Linked DNA regions of Mus musculus: region 2 is linked to region 1. A link is a loop called in an ENCODE intact Hi-C map of the cell type or tissue named here. Cell type or tissue: heart. All regions are shown on one strand.

Evidence for each region. Peaks named below come from ENCODE experiments on the same cell type or tissue, not always from the same donor. Only the 100,000 strongest peaks of a DNase experiment are listed, where the experiment ranks them.
Region 2: it touches region 1 in a loop (2.5-fold over the local background); 3 of 42 quality-filtered maps call a loop at or near these places.

What each region holds. Positions count from the first base shown.
Region 1 is chr10:7,880,793-7,888,792 of GRCm38, reverse strand. No RefSeq gene overlaps it. Among named protein-coding and RNA genes, the nearest start is that of Gm24726, 36 kb to the right of the region's middle. In heart, no CTCF peak of the experiment used is centred here; no DNase peak of the experiment used is centred here.
Region 2 is chr10:8,091,698-8,099,697 of GRCm38, reverse strand. No RefSeq gene overlaps it. Among named protein-coding and RNA genes, the nearest start is that of Gm30906, 80 kb to the left of the region's middle. In heart, no CTCF peak of the experiment used is centred here; no DNase peak of the experiment used is centred here; H3K27ac peaks cover 1,716 bases.

The DNA of each region.
Region 1 (8,000 bases):
GGGCATAGGCAGGCTCAAAATCAGGGGTACCCCAGTACCCTGAGGGCTGGAAGCTTTGCCCCAGATCCTATATCGGCTGTCTCTTCCCCTGTGGTCTGCCTCCTTCCTCCTGCTTAAGTTGGAGGGAGTCCTGTAGCTGACATTACTTCTCGTTTCTCTCTCTTGCACTCTGTCTGTGTGCCCTCTAACAGGGAAGGGGGAGAATACAGCACCTCAAAAACATGATCACCTTCCACATTAAACTCAGCGATAGGGAGGAAATGATGTCTGCGCTCTTCCTCCAGACCCTGAGTCCTGGCTTCCCTGATACACTCCATGCTGTCTTCAGGCGGTGGCTTGGTATGTGGCCGGAGCCCCCGAACTGCTGACTAAACAGAACGGAAGTCAAGCAGGGGAAAATCCAAAAACAGCATAATTACAAGGGAACATTTTATGTTGAAAACATTGCTTGGCTGGAAAATTTGAAAGAGAAAAGCTTGAGCAAGTTCTCCGCAGTCCTGCCTCCAGAAACATAGTCTTACAAGGTTAGTTCTGTAATGGTCCGAAAGTGGAGGAGCGTTTCCCTCAGAGTGGCGGCTTTCCCTACTGAGGGGCCTCTCCAAAAGACAGCACCGGCTGACTCTAGGCAAAGGTCCCTGGAAAGAACTCAGTCCTCCACTGTACCTGCTGGGGAGTGAAGTTATCTATGTCCACACTCTACCTGTCAGGGCCATGCCAGAAGCCACAATGTGAACATCTAAACAGAACTGTTCCCTAGGCTGCACACGAATGAGGTTCTTCCTCTCCCACCTCACAGCGACACGAAGGCAAGTGAGCTTGAGTTAGACCATCCTTGCTCAACTTCACAAATCTGTAATGAGAACGATGCATGGTAACTAGAGCAGTCTAGATTCAAGCCTGGCAAAACAAAACAAAACAAAACAAAACAAAACAAAACAAAGCAAAGCAAAACAAAACAAAACACCCTTCTGGCCAGCGCAGAGACAGCCCGGAAACGAGGACAGCTCAGGAGACCTGTTTCCCACCGGTGGCTCCAGGTCTCCAACTTCAAGCTGCTCCCAATCTGTAACTGCTTTCTGCCCCAGTAATCTAAAGAAAGAAGGCAATATGCCTGGTATAAAGAGTTTCTCTGAGTCTAAACCGATGTCCTATGAGAGGCTTCTGTTTTTCAAGATTTTAATAGGCCCTCATCCACTAGAGACACCACCCAAAAGCAGAGAATCTGAATGGAAGGATCATATCTAGTGCACCCCTGTGTGCCAGCCTGAGTCCAGTTGGGGGAATGGCAGTCCAGATGGTGGTGGCACACATCTTTAATTCCAGCACTCCAGAGGCGGAGACGGAGGTGGGCAGACCTCTGAGTTTGAGGCCAGACTGGTCTACAGAGTGAGTTCTAGGAGTCAAAGCTACAGAGAGAAACCCTGTCTCAAAACAACAACAAAAGAATTAGGGAAATGGGACTGGAGAGAAGGCTCAGTGGTTTCGAGCACTTGCTGTTCCTGCAGAGGACTTGGGTTTAGTTCCCAGCATCCACATGGTAGTTCACAATCTCCAATTCCAGGGATCCAACCCCATCTTCCAGGTGGGAGCCCCAGGTATGTGTGTAGTGCACATACATAGACTCAGACAAAACACTCATACACATAAAAGTGAATCAATTAAAGAGTATTTTTTAAAGCAAGCTGTGAGAAGACCCTTTGAGAGGGGAAGCCCGGGCAGGGGTCCCCATGCTGCACCCCACCCCACCATTAGTGTGACGTTTTCTTGTTTTGGTTCTTTGAAATTACTGTGTAGTCTGAGCTGGCCTGGAGTTCATGGTAATCTCCCTGCCTCAGCTTTCCAAATGCTGCTATTACAGGTACAAGCTGCCATACTTGACTGGAAAAGGGTTTTGACAAGTCACCCAACCCGCATCTTTCCTGCCACCCTAATCTTTTCTTAGTATTGGCATACCGACACCTGCTTCCTTTTGACCGTTCAATGTGTGCACGCCATCATACTTCCATTTTTGTTAGCCCTTCTCACTGCCTTTCCCATCCTAGCCATTCCCATCTTTCTGGTCCCTTCTGCTCTCATGACACATAGGTTTCATGACTTCCCCTTGTCTCCCACTCCCTTTTCTTAAATCTCTTTCTCCTCCTCCTCATAGCGCCTTTTCTTCCTTCATGTCATATATACTTATATAAATACAAACACATATGCATGCATCATATGCATAAACATCCACCATATACACACACATACATATCTATGGGTGCTGGGAACCAAACTTGAGTCCTCTGGACAAACACTCCTTTTGTTGTTGTTGTTGTTTGCTGTTGTTGTTGTTGATGATGATATATGGGTGTTTTGCCTACATGTTTGTGAGCTACTTGTGTGCCTGGTGCCCACAGAGGCCAGAAGGGGCCTCTGGAACTTGACTTACAGACAGTTCTGGGCTGCTATGTGGGTGCTGGGAACGGAATGTGGATCCTCTTGGAAGAGCATCAGTGCTCCCAAGCACTGAGCCATCTCTGCAGTTTGCCCCGGTTTTACTCTTGTCCATGTGGATATCCAGTTTACTCCGCATGGCACACATCTCTGCTCTCCAGTGGTCTCTCTTGGCAAGATTAGGTGCCCAGAGGCGTGTGTGCTTGTGTCCATTGCTCGGCATATCTTCGTGTCCAAATCACATTACAAATAGAGATGAAGTGACAAGGCACAGACAGCACCCTGCACAGTGCTGCGACTCGGTGAGCATTCCAGAAGCTACAACAGGAAGGAGTTCGCCATGGTTCCGGCTACAGTTTTCTGTGTTCCGGTCTTCACTCCCTGCTTCCCGGCTCATTCCTGCATGGGGTATTTACTAAACACGCTCTCCTGATTCTCCCTCACACTGATTCTTCTCCTGTCTGGTAAAATTATGTCCCACCCTTTATCCGCTGCTCTGTCTTTGCTTTGCGTGGGAGAAGTGGCAGTCCCAAGGTGTTCTGGGTCAACTCAGTCCCAGTGTCCTATGATGCCACGGGACCACGGAAAGCGGCCAGCAGACCAGTGTGTAGCATGTAGCTTGATGCAGACTTACTGTCAGAAGCTCGTCCTGGGTGGCATCAAGACCAGACCATCCTCGGCAAATGAGCACAGAAATGTCAGCATGAAGAAGGGTCAGGACACAAGGAACCACGTTAACTGGAATCCCAGGTTTATCTGAAGCTGACTCCGAACCCTCTTCTGCTAGGGGCAGCAACGCGCTCCACTTACAGTTTTATCCTTTATAATCTGCTGAGGAAGTAATGGGGGAAATTCAGCAAGCACGCTTGGGAGTGGGCACGGCAGTTAAGGCTAAGATGGCCACTGGGGTTTTTGTTTGAGGGGTTTGTTTTTACTTTTTTGTTTTTGGCTTTTTTCATCGATTATTACAAATACAATATGGTTAGAACTCCATTTTTCCCATGCAGAGACAGAAATTTACTTAGTTTGTTGCGCACTTATTTAGTTCCCCTTCTTTAGGCCAGGATATTTAGAGACATAAAAATATCTTGGCCTAAAACTTTCTGGAATTCACCCAAGATAAATTGTTAGATATAAGCAAAGTAACTCATATTTTATGTCCTCTGATGCTATTGCCAAAGTACTTAGTAACAAGCAAGCTTCCTTGTTACTAGATATCCACCTTCCCAGCTCCTCATTAGCAAGAATGTAGCAAAAAACAAACCCCAAACCACCATTAGCACAGCACCAGTACACAAGAAAAAAAAATTTAAATTTAGTTTTAAAAAATTGTGTATATCAGTTTCTTGACCAGGGGAGTCCTCCCAGCCTGGCTGCTGTGCTCCCTGAAGACTCCTCCCTACAAGCCTGCACAGCTCCTTCAAATTCCAGCCCCAACTCTCTTGTTCTCCCTGCCTCACTCACTCTGTTTCCAACTGTCTTGACGGAATGGGCTTGGTATCACCCAAAGAAGAAACCCCTTTAGAGAACGGAGGCCTGGATGAAGCTGGCGAGCGGCCCCAAGCTGTACAACAGGGTTGCTTCATTTCTTGATTGAGACAAAACACAAATCCCCTTTGTTAGGTTCATTTGACATTTATTTATTTGTTGCATGGCACAGTGTGTGTGGAAGCCAAAGATTCATGAGTTGGTTCTCGCCTTCTACCATTTGAATTTTGAGGATGAAAATCAGGTCTTCCAGCTTGGTGGCTCACACCTTGCGAATGGAAGCCATCTTGCTGTCTGTAGTATTTCTTTCATATTCAAATGCATGGATTTTTTTTTGTTTTGTTTTAGGAAAGAAATGGTAGGAATGTAAATGTGTGCTGTGTGTGTGTGTGTGTGTGTGTGTGTGCGCGCGCGCGCGCGCGTGCGCGTGTACCTGTAGATACACAGATGGGGAAGGCGTAATTTCCCTTAGGAAAGGAGCAGGAAACTGACTAGGAGTGGTTGATCCTGATACCCAATACATGACAGAAAGGCCTGAGGCGCCTTCTCAATGACAAGGCCAGTGTCTGCATCAGTGACTTTTTATATTTCTCTGGGAAATCTACAGTATTGAGTTATAGTTCCCAAGACAGAAAAACAAACCATAAAGAGGAGACAAGATTAGTCTCAACAATGATGAACTGAGCTCTGGAATCCAAGATTTAGTCAAACAAAAATCAATGTATGAGCAATAAACAGTGAAAGCATATGAAGGAAAAAAAAACATGTTTATAATAATGATATGAACGATAGTAATGAAAAACTGCAAGGCATCCAAGAGTAGTTCAATTACAATGTGTATCAATATCTGTTTAGAGAAAATTATAATTATTACTGAACTCAAGCGTGAGCGATATTAAGATTCCATTCAAGCACATAACTATATTCTCTGGAGTTTTCTATATGCTTAAAGTTTGAGTTAGGATATAAAATGAAAATGAATTTAATTTGCCTTTCTAGTTATCCATGGTATCCGTGCTGTTATTATATCTGATAAGTGGTAAATGTGCCTTTACTTACCATGTTCTATCATCAACTGTTGTCCGATCAAGTGTTCCCTGGAGCCAAGGTTGCAGAAAGTGTGGCACCCAGGTAAACGAGCCATGCTGCAACAGCGACACCTAGTGGTCACAATAGTGACATTCCACCTCCTTGCCCCAGCCATAACTGTAGAGGCTAGGAGAAATGGTCTTTTCATATGATCTTTTTGAATTGTAAGTTTTCTAATACATATGTAGTAGTTTCTCGTTAACATTTTGTCAGGAACTAAGAATATTGAGCATCTTTTCAAATGCATGGCCACACACAGAGTTTTACCTTTTTGTTTTGTTTACTACGATGGGCGGGAACTGCATGCCACCACCTGCTTGCGGAGATGGAAAGACAATTTTAAGGAGTCAATATCTCCTTCCACTTTTATGTGTGTTCCGGGTACTGAACTCAGGTCACCCGGCTTCCACGGCAAGGGCCTTTTACCTGATGAGCAATCCCACCAGCTTCATATCTTTTTAAAAGCTTTTTGTTATTGTGTATATATGTGTGCCTGTGTGGGTTTACACATCACAGGGCATTGGAAACCCAGAACCTTGAGTTATAGGCAGATGTGGGTCACCTGACAGTGCGGGGACTGAACTCCGGTGCCTTGCAAGAGCAGCAAGGGCTCCTAACCACTGAGCGATCTCCCTTCAGTATTTTCTTAAATAAAGCTATGTATCCATGTTTTCATTAGTTTAGTGGTTGGTTTCTAGGGGTTCTCGGTGTATTCTGTACATGTGTCCTCTTACGAATACAGAGGATAAAAAATTTTCCCATTTGTGGCTTGACTTGTTCTCTCCACACTGCCTTCCAGAGAGCAGGTCAGGTTACCACATTTTGTGTGCTAGATCATGCTGTTGGTACTGTGACTTAAAGTCTTTAACTCATGGTCTCATCTTGGGCCATTCTTTCTGTTTAAATGATGCCATTTTAGTATAATATTAAATTGTTGCTATGGTACAGGCTGTAGCTGTACCTTCATCATTTGAGCACAATATTGCTTTTTTTAGATCTCATTTTTTATTAAACTAATAAAATTTATTTTAAAATATACAACTCAGTATTGACATTTTAAGTCATCAAAATAATTTATAATAGTTAAATACCTCTTAAATATAAATGATATCTTCTGAAGCTAAAAGTAGTATGCACTCAACGAGTTTTTAAAATCTATTTGGAATATAAAACATGATAGTAGAAAAAAATCTCTTATGAAGTCCTCTAAGGAAGGAAATTTTGGAGCCAGTCCCACAACACCCAGAGGAAGCTCCATTCCCAGAATCATAGGATCAGAGGTGAGGAGAACACAACATCTGCCCAACACCAGGAGTAACTGGGAGCAGCAGGACTCAGGCGCCCAGGAACTCCACCCCACCAGAGACACAGATCCTTCCAGTCTGGGCTGGTGCCCTCAGCAGACCTTAAGTGCAAACTCTGAAGCCAGTCCCACAACAACCAGAGGAAGCTCCACTCCCAGGCACTCTAACACACCCAGGTCCACAGAATGACAGGATCATGGGATTCCAGGAGCTTGGTCCCACCAAGATCTCAGGGTCCTAGAGGCAGCTTTACTCCCAGGAGCTCTGACAAGCCCAGGATCTCAGGATCACAGGATCCCAGACTCACAGGATCACAGAGACAGCTGAACTCTGAGGAGTTCTGACACAACCAGGATCACAGGCAGGACAGGTTCCAGTCAGATATAGCCACGGCAGGTAGCACTAGAGATAGCCAGATGGTGAGGCAAGCGTAAGAACATAAGCAACAGAAACCAAGGTTACTTGGCATCATCAGAATACAATTCCCTCACGATAGCAAGTCCTGGATACACCATCACACCGGAAAAGCAAGATTCTAATTGAAAATCACTTCTCATGGTGGTGATAGAGGACTTAAAGAGGGACATAAATAACTCCCTTAAAGAAATGCAGGAGAACACACGTAAACACCTAGAAGCCCTTAAAGAGGAAACACAAAAAATTCCTTAAAGAATTACAGGAAAACACAATCAAACAAACAGGTGAAGTAAATGAACAAAACCATCCAAGATCTAAAATGGAAATAGAAACAATAAAGAAATCACAAAGGGAGACAACTCTGGAGATAGAAAACCTAGGAAAGAGATCAGAAGTCATAGACAGAACAAACACCAACAGAATACAAAAGATAGAAGAGAGAAACTCAGGTGCAGAAGATACCATAGGAAACATTAACACTACAGGAAAAGAATATGCAAAAAGCTCCTAACCCAAAACATCCACAAAATCCAGGACACAATGAGAAGAAACCTAAGGATAATAGGTATAGAAGAGAGTGAAGATTCCCAACTCAAAGGACAGGTAAATATCTTCAACAAAATTATAGAAGAAAACTTCCCTCACCTAAAGAAAGAGATGTCCATGAACATACAAGCAGCCTACAGAACTCCAAATAGTTTGGGCCAGAAAAGAAATTCCTTCCATCACATAACAGTCAAAACATCAAATGCACAAAACAAAGAAAGAATATTAAAAGCAATAAGGGAATAAGGTCAAGTAACATATAAAGGCAGGCCTATCAGAATTACACCAGACTTCTCATCAGAGACTGTGAAAGCTAGAAGATCCTGGGCAGATGTTATACAGACCCTAAGAAAACACAAATGCCAGCCCAGACTACTACTATATCTAGCAAAATTCTCAATTACCATAAACAGAGAAACCAAGATATTCTATGACAAAAACAAATTTACATAATATCTTTCCACAAATCCAGCCCTACAAAGGATAATAGGTGGAAAACACCAATACAAGGAGGGAAACTGCGCCCTAGAACAAGCAAGAAAGTAATATTTCAACAACCCCAAAAGAAGATAGCCACACAAACAAAATTCCACCTCTAACACAAAAATAACATGAGGTAACAATCGATTTTCTTTAATATCTTTTAACATCAATGGATCCAATTCCCCAATAAAAAGACATAGACTAACCGACTGGATATACAAACAGGACCCAGCATTATACTGC
Region 2 (8,000 bases), 210 kb before region 1:
CATTTGCAGTTCACTGTTGAAAAAAAAAACCAATAACCCCACAGCAAACACCCAGTTAACCACCCAAGTCTGTATTCTAATTTTATTTGATCACAGAAAACATTTTAAAGATAGAGTCTCTATATGCAGCTCAGGATGGCCTCAAATTCTTAACTCTTCTGTCCCTGCCTTTGGAACTCTGATGAAACTATTTTAACGACTAACATCTACTTCCATCTTGAGAAATAAACGTTTGGAAAAACTGTGAAAGTGCTAAGTGTGTTCCTGGTTCTTTTGGTTTGGGGTGGGGGTGGTGTGCGTATGTGTGCATGTGAGTGTACATGTGTGTGTTGCATTTGTGTTTGCATGTTCTCATGTATATGGTGTGCACATGTGTGTGCAAGAATGCACATCCACATGTGTGTGGTTGGAGGCTGGAGGCTGGAGGCTGAAACCTGGAGTCTTCCTCCACCACTCTTAATCATGATGCAGGGTCTCTCCATTGAACCCGGAGCTCAATGCTAGGTCCCCTCGGGTTAGCCAGTTCGCTCTGGCAATCCTCTGTGTCTGCCTTCCCAGGACTAGAATTACTGTCGAGCTGCCATGCATGCCTGGCATGTACATGGCTTCTGAGAATCCAAACTCCAGTGCTCATGCTGCCTCTGGGACCATGCCCAGCCTCCTTCCTGGTTCTCAGGAGTAAACTAACTGGGTAATTGTCACACAGGAAGAAGCTCACATTTCTCACTCTTAACTTTTCAAGTAAATGGGGATAAAAGGGTAATCGACATTCCCATTAACACCACAGTTCTCAACCTGTGGGTCGTGGCCCCTTCCAGGAGAAGATTGACCATCCCTTTCACAGGGGTCAGCTAAGACCATTGGAAGTATCAGATATCTACATTATGTATGATTCACAATAGTAACAACATTACAGTTATGAAGTAGCAATATATAATTTATGGTTGGGGGGGCCACCACAACATAAGGAACTGTATAAAAAGGTCACAGCATTAGGAAGGTTGAGAACCACTGCTTTAACAAACAAACAAACAAAAAAACAAAACAAAACAAAAAACCTTTTTTTAAAAAAAATATTTTATAAAAAAAAAAAAAAAAAATATTTTATTTATTTCTATTACGGCCAGAAGAGGGCACCAGATTCCCCTGGGACTGGAGTTACAAATGGTTCTAAGCCACCACATGGGTGCTGGGAATTGAACCAGGGATCATTTGGAAGAGCAGCCAGTAGGCTTAACTGCTGAGCCATCTTTCTAGTCCCTGGCCTTCCTTTTGAAGACAGTTAAAATAACTAAAAGGAACTTCTGCTTCATTGGACCTGCTTGCTGACATGTTCGTGACTCCTCTATTCCACACAACACTGCTAAAGGTAGACCATCACCAGAAAGAGTCTCCTTATGGTTCCTCCTGAGGTAAGACAGTCCACACCTCACAATTTCACTCTAGGTCCCTGTAAAGCGGGGCCTTCCTTCTGCAGGGTGTTTGAGAATGGGGCAAGTTTATGCGTGAAGGATGACTTGCTGAGCTTTGAAATGTTACATAGAAAAGATCTTACGTTGGGTGTTTCTCTCTGAACACAGTGTGACAAACATGGCTTGTAAAAAAAATCCTTAGCTGAGCCTGCCAAAGCTTCGAAGTTGTCTCTCAAGGGCCAGGGCAAAATGGCTAAAGCTTGGTGACAAGTCCAGTGTAGCCTGATTGTGCTGCCCTGCAACAGCTCATAGGTGATGGTTAAAATGTCTCCCAGCTCTGTGCCTAAGCTCACGGGAAACTGCAGCCATGCTTCCAAAAGGATCAAGCCAAAGCCAATGGTCTGCAGCCTGACAGTAGGTGTGAGGGGCTGGGTGGTGCAAGGACAGATGGAATCTGTGGTAGAATGTCTTCAAGAAGAGCCCCCTGTTGCTGCAAGCACGATTCAGAGTACACAGGCAGTTTGACTTAAGCCACCAAAAAAAAAAAAAAAAAAAAAAAGCGATTTTTATCTCTCAGATGCATTTTGGAATAATATTTTTTATAAACTTGGACATTCTCAGTTTTGTTAAAGATCTGGAAATGTTGCCCTCCTTCTTAGGTTGTCACAGGGAAGGAGGGAATTGAAGGCAGGGAGAGAGGAGAGTGGAGGAAGAGAAGAGGCAGAGAAAAGAGGGGGAGAAGAGATACAAGGGGGAAAGGGAAAAGAGGGAAGGGGAGGGGAGGGAAGAGAGGGGAGGGGAGAGGAGAGGCAGAAGTGAAATTCCCCTTCTCCCTCTCTTGATCTCCCCCTCCCCCACTTCATCCCTCAGTAGGCTGTCAGAAGGCCTGGCACATACACCCTGATTTTACTGGCCCTCACCCTGTGTTGGGGTGAGAGCCCAGTGCAGCTCCTCCTGCCCTTTTGCCTTGCAATGGTTACATTGTGGACGCCTCACAAGAACAGAACAGGCACCGAGTAGTCACTGTGGACAACAGGCACATTCCTGCAGCAGGGACTGGAAAGCCTGCCCTGGGCTAAATGTCTTGCAGAGAGAAGAGAATGCTTGCCATGTCAGGGAGACACTCACTGGAGGAGACTGATACCATCAAGCTCCCAATGGAAAGATGTCCCTGTTGCTGTCTGGACTGCAGTGATCTAGATATATGGCTAGTCCCCAAAGGAAGCCTGAACAGTACCAAGAGATAATGAGACCTTCAAGGGGTGGATCCTGCTGGGGCTGATGGAAAGAGACTAGGTCACATAGGTTACCCCGAAAACAACCCATAGGTTAGTGTCCCAGGACTGGACTGGTTGTTGTGTGAGCAGGTTGGTACAAAGCCTGTTATCAGTCAGTTCTTGATCTCACCCGTCTGCGCCCATCACTTGCCACTCTGAAGTGTTCCACTTTATAAGCAATCTGCCATGTTGAGATGGTGCTGTCGGGCCCTCACCAGAGGCTGAAACCATGGATCTATCCAATTTCCAACTTTCAGTCTCTAAAACTGTAAACTGAATCAAGCCCTTTTCTTAACAAAGCACACAGTCTCAAGTATTTTGTCACAGCAATACAAAATGGACTGACACTGACTGAATGTCAGCTCTGATTGTAGTCCTGGCTCAGAAGTTAAGACTTTGCTAGTGACAGATTCTACACCAGGTCCCTTTGCTGCCCATCAGCTCCACCTTTATCTTCTGTCTAGTCTCATCTAACTGATTTATGGTCTGAAGTAAGTCACTAGTGGAAGGCACAAGGAGAAGCTATTCATTATGGTACAGCCAGCAAGTCATGATCTGAAAACATGTTCTGAAGAGGTCAGGTTCCTTAGGAGGTAGAGCATCCTATGCCCCGAGAAGATGCTGAGGGAATCCTCACCCCCAACCCCAGGGTCAGTCAAGAGGTAGTCAGAGAGGAAGGGGCTGGACACAGAAGCCAGTATGGTGCTTTCTGCAGCAAGAAGCTGACAGGGCAGGTATTTGATAGTCTGAGTCACTGTGGTGCCTCTCCCCAGTTTCCTGTGCCCTTTGTCCTGGGTGATCAGGGAAGCTGGATAATGACCCCCAAGCTGACAGCCTGACAAAAGAGGTTGCTGGAATGTGGGCTCTGGGTTATTTGCTTTGGAGTGGAAAACTGGGCTCCTGGGGATGGACTTTGCTGTCTTTAGGAATTAGCTAGCCCTGGGATAGGCAGACCCTCCAGCAACAGCAAGGCCCCAGAGGTCAAAGTATCAGAACAGCAAATGAAAGCTACAATGACTACAGGAAGCATGGTGGGGACGAGGGACAGGAGCAGGGAGGAGTGCAGATGGACATGGGAAAACCGTCATAGAGAGAGCCAGCTCTTCCCTCTCACCCCTTCTCTACTGGGAGCCTCTGAGCATTGACGCTCCTGTACCCTCAGTCCCCCTTTCTCTGTGGCTTGTCTCTCACTACTTCTGTTCACCTCTTCCCATCTTCTCTGATGCCTGTCAGGCTGTCAGGTCTCCAAGCTCCTTGGGCTGAGCCCTGGATAACTTAGCTTCTTGGTCTTTACCTTTCCAGAACTAGCAATTCTGCCACACTCCATCCTTCTGATTAGCATATACAAACAGGCCTTTTACAGCATCCTCTACAGCAACAGAGACATACACAGCTGTACAATGGGTGTATTCAGCCATGAAAAAAAATGAACTTCTGGGTTTGGGCTTACATTTCAGGGAACTCAGTGATCTTATGCCCTTCTAAAATGCAGGGTCAGGGCAGAGCACTGAAGCTGGTCAGCCTGAGCTTTTGGGAAAAATTGCCTAAATACCTTCTGGGTCGAGCTGGACCCCAGTGAGTCATCTCTGGGCAATAATACCATGGGCAGAAGTTTCTGGAAACATCAAGAAGGCAGTTCCAACCACCTCACTTTACTTTGTATGACTAGAGAGCAGTGTGTGAACCATTTGTAAGATGACCAAGGAGGAGAGCGATTGCCAAGCAAGCTTCAGGGACTGGGGGACCTGTGTTCAATCTGCCTGCTAGAAGCCGGAAAGAGTATCCATCTCTACTTCATCCCTGCGGCCCCTCATGAGCAAGCAGAGCCTTCGGTCCAGAACTGCCAGCTTTGTTAACTGCAGGCTTGATTTAGTCCTCTGTAGCTCTGCTTTTAGTCCTCTGTAGCTCTGCTTTTAGGACGGAGGAGACTTGGCAAAGGTCTCTCCAATGCCAGCGTTCCCACTAGTGAATTAAAATGCTCAGGAAGAAAGGTGTGTGTGATTGTTTTCTCATTAAGAACTCCTTTCCTGTGAGATGCTCAAGCTACTCTGAGCAAACAGAAATATTTCCTTCTGTGAATATATATATATATATATATATATATATATATATATATATATATATATCCTATCCGAGAAATTACATCATAAGAATTGGTCTTTAAGATTTTGCCTTTTACATAGTTTTTCATCTTATTATAGCTGTGTGCGATATTGTATTTGAAATTTCCTAATAAAGCATGTGTTCAGACCCTGCTGTGAACAGCCCAGGCTTTAGTAGTTGTTACAAAGCTCAGGCAGCAAAGAGCAGACTTTTGTTCTATTTCTTGCTGAATATTTGTAAAAATGAATGAGTGACTAAGCTTTATATTACATCCACAACTGACACATCCCAAATTCATCAATTTTCTCTCTCTCTCCTCTCTATCTGGAAATAGCCCCCTTCCTTCCACCTCCCCCCCCACCAACTTCCTACTCACTTCCTCAGTTATTTCCTACTTCTCTGACCATCATGGATTCAAGCAACAGCCTCCCCTTTTCAAGGCAGACTATTTACTCTTGAGGAAGATTACTATAAAATAAATCTCCTTAAAATGTCACTTAAAAGCTGGGTACGACAGCACACTCCAGTGGCCCCAGCTGTGAGGTGGTAGAAGACAGAGGCTCAGGAGTTTATGGCCTGGCTTAGTTACAAGGCAAGTTCAAGTCCTATCTTGGCTATGATGAGGCACTGTCTCAGAAATCAACTAATAAACTAACAGATACTGTGAAAAACATGTGTTATAGTTCCCCTCCCTTCTCAACTTTACTTTTCACCATTTCAACTATCCATGGTCAGTTACAGATTGAAAACACAAACCAGGAAATTCCAGAAATAACTAATATGCCTTAAGTGGCACACCATTTAAAGGAGCACAATGGAATTTCATAGTCCCATTTAGTCCTGCCCAGCATACGATCCATCCCTTTGCCACGTGTATAAACTTGGTCTTGGTTCATAACCTGCACGCATATGTCACTTGGTAGCTATGTTGGTTATCAGATTAATGAATGTGGTATGGCAGTATGTTCAAGTGATCCTTACGTGTCTCGCTGTTCATCATAAAGCCAAGATCATTCGCCTCTTTAACTCATCCTGTAGGCATAGAAGCATCTCACATCGTCACAAGGTGAGTGAGTGCCCCAAAGGATATTGTAAGAGGCCTCATTCATATAATTTTTGTTAGAGCTGATATTATATTTATTATTAGTCACCATTTAACTGAGCCTAGCTTACAAATTAAAATTGGCACTATTGGTCTATATGTATAGAAAACACCCTACAGTCTACAGGGGTGTTATGGTTTGTATATGGAATATTCAAAAGACTCATATGTTAAAGGCTTGATGCCCAAATGTTGAAATGCAACTGGACTGTGAGAGTTCTATCTTGATCAGCAGATAAATCCATAGTTGGGTGCATACTCTGATAGCATATTGAGGTGGGAGAAACGTTAGCCACGGGGCTATTTGGAAAAAGCAGGCGTCTGGGAGAGTGTTCTTGTCTCTGCTTCCTGGCTGCAGTGATGTAAGCAGCTTGTTCTGCTACATGCTGTCATGGGGTTCTGCACCCCCATTAACCAGAAACAACATAGTCAGAAACAGTCCCGGCACCTCTGAAACTGTATAGTTCTGAAACACATAGTTCCTTCTCTCTGATTGTCTCTCTTAGGTATTTGTTACCAGATCAAAAGTTCTGACTGATACAGAGGGCTTGGTACTGTCTCATACAGCTTCACTGGGGTCTTAGAAACAACCCTGCCCCTATAAAACGGGGAACTGCTATAATGTCCCCAGAGTTATATCTTACCTCCCAACTATACGGTGAATTCCGAGAGGGTACATACTATTGCTTCTATTTTCTGTTTCTCTCAGAAGGCTGAAGAGAGCCACCTGGATGGTGAGGTAATGGCCATGAAAACTTGCTCTTGCCTTTCCAACCTTTATTGCTTACTTTCATTAACTATTCAGAGCTTGGGGTAGTGAGATGACTTAGTGGGTGAGGGCATTTAACATCAACTTGGTGACCTGAGTTTGATCCGTGGGACCTTCTATCACAGGGTGGGGGAGAGAACTGACACCCTCAAACTGTCCTCTGAGCTCCACATACATTCTGTGGCATGCACATGCAAACCCCAACCTGTAACTCCCTCAGTCAACCAATAATTAACAAATGTAATTTAAAAGTTAAGTGTCCTATGCTTTATTTGGTTCTAGTAATCTGAAACTATTGATTCTGGTTCCTTTTGGAGGTTCCTTTTGGTGGGAGGCCTGGAATATGTAGAACCTGTCCTGCAATGCAAAGAGCTTTCTTTAAAACGAGCAGATTAAAAATTCTTCCCCCGTGAACAACTTAAACATGTATACATCTATTTGGTATGGCTGTGTCATATTACCTCCCTGAGATGTAGCTTGAATTTCCATGTCCAATTTAACTGTAAACAAGCTTCCAGTGTAGCAAGAGCTGCAGAAGCAGTTGGGATCCAGGGAAGGTGAGTGGGATGCCAAATTACCTCTGGCTGTTTCTGATCCAGAAGTGCAATCGGGTTCTGCTAACCGTGCCAACTTAAAATATACCAGAGACGCTTGCTCTGGGTAAGGGTGAAAAGAGATTTTTGATCCATTGCCAGACTCAAAAGCAGCCCTGGGTGGTACTTACAACGTCAGCTACTTGAGCAGAGAGGCTCCTTTATGCCTGAGGAGGGGCCGCTACATCTCTGAGTTAGAACAGACTCAGCAAAGATCTATGAGCCCAGTGTGGGCAGCCTCTGTTTACCATGAAGCAGCTTAAAAATGAACAAACAAGAGCACACAAACGCCTGCTCTCCTGGCTTTCTGCTGTGGGCATAGGGCTGAGCATACTGATGTTAGGACCCTCTCCTCCACAAAGGCATCCACCCTGCATTGTCGAGGCACAGCATAGCCCTACCCACCAGCTAGCTGCTCATCAGAGACCTTTGCAGCCACAGAGGCTGCCTGGCTTGAGTTCTACGGGGTCCCTGATCTGGTGGGAGCTATATCCTAGAAAGAGAAGGGCAGCCTTAGGGAATCCCCATTCCTGAAAGTAAGCTTCCAATTTTGAGCAGAAAAGGTGGCTTAGGTTAAAGAGCCCCTTAGTAAAGTGCACTTCCACACCCACACCCCCTACACACAAACCCTTATCACTCCCTAAAGGCCCCATTACTTTCACACTAGGGCATTTGAGTTTTGAGGAGAGCCAGACACACAGCCCAAATCAGCACGCAAACTAAGAAATTCCACAAAAATATGTC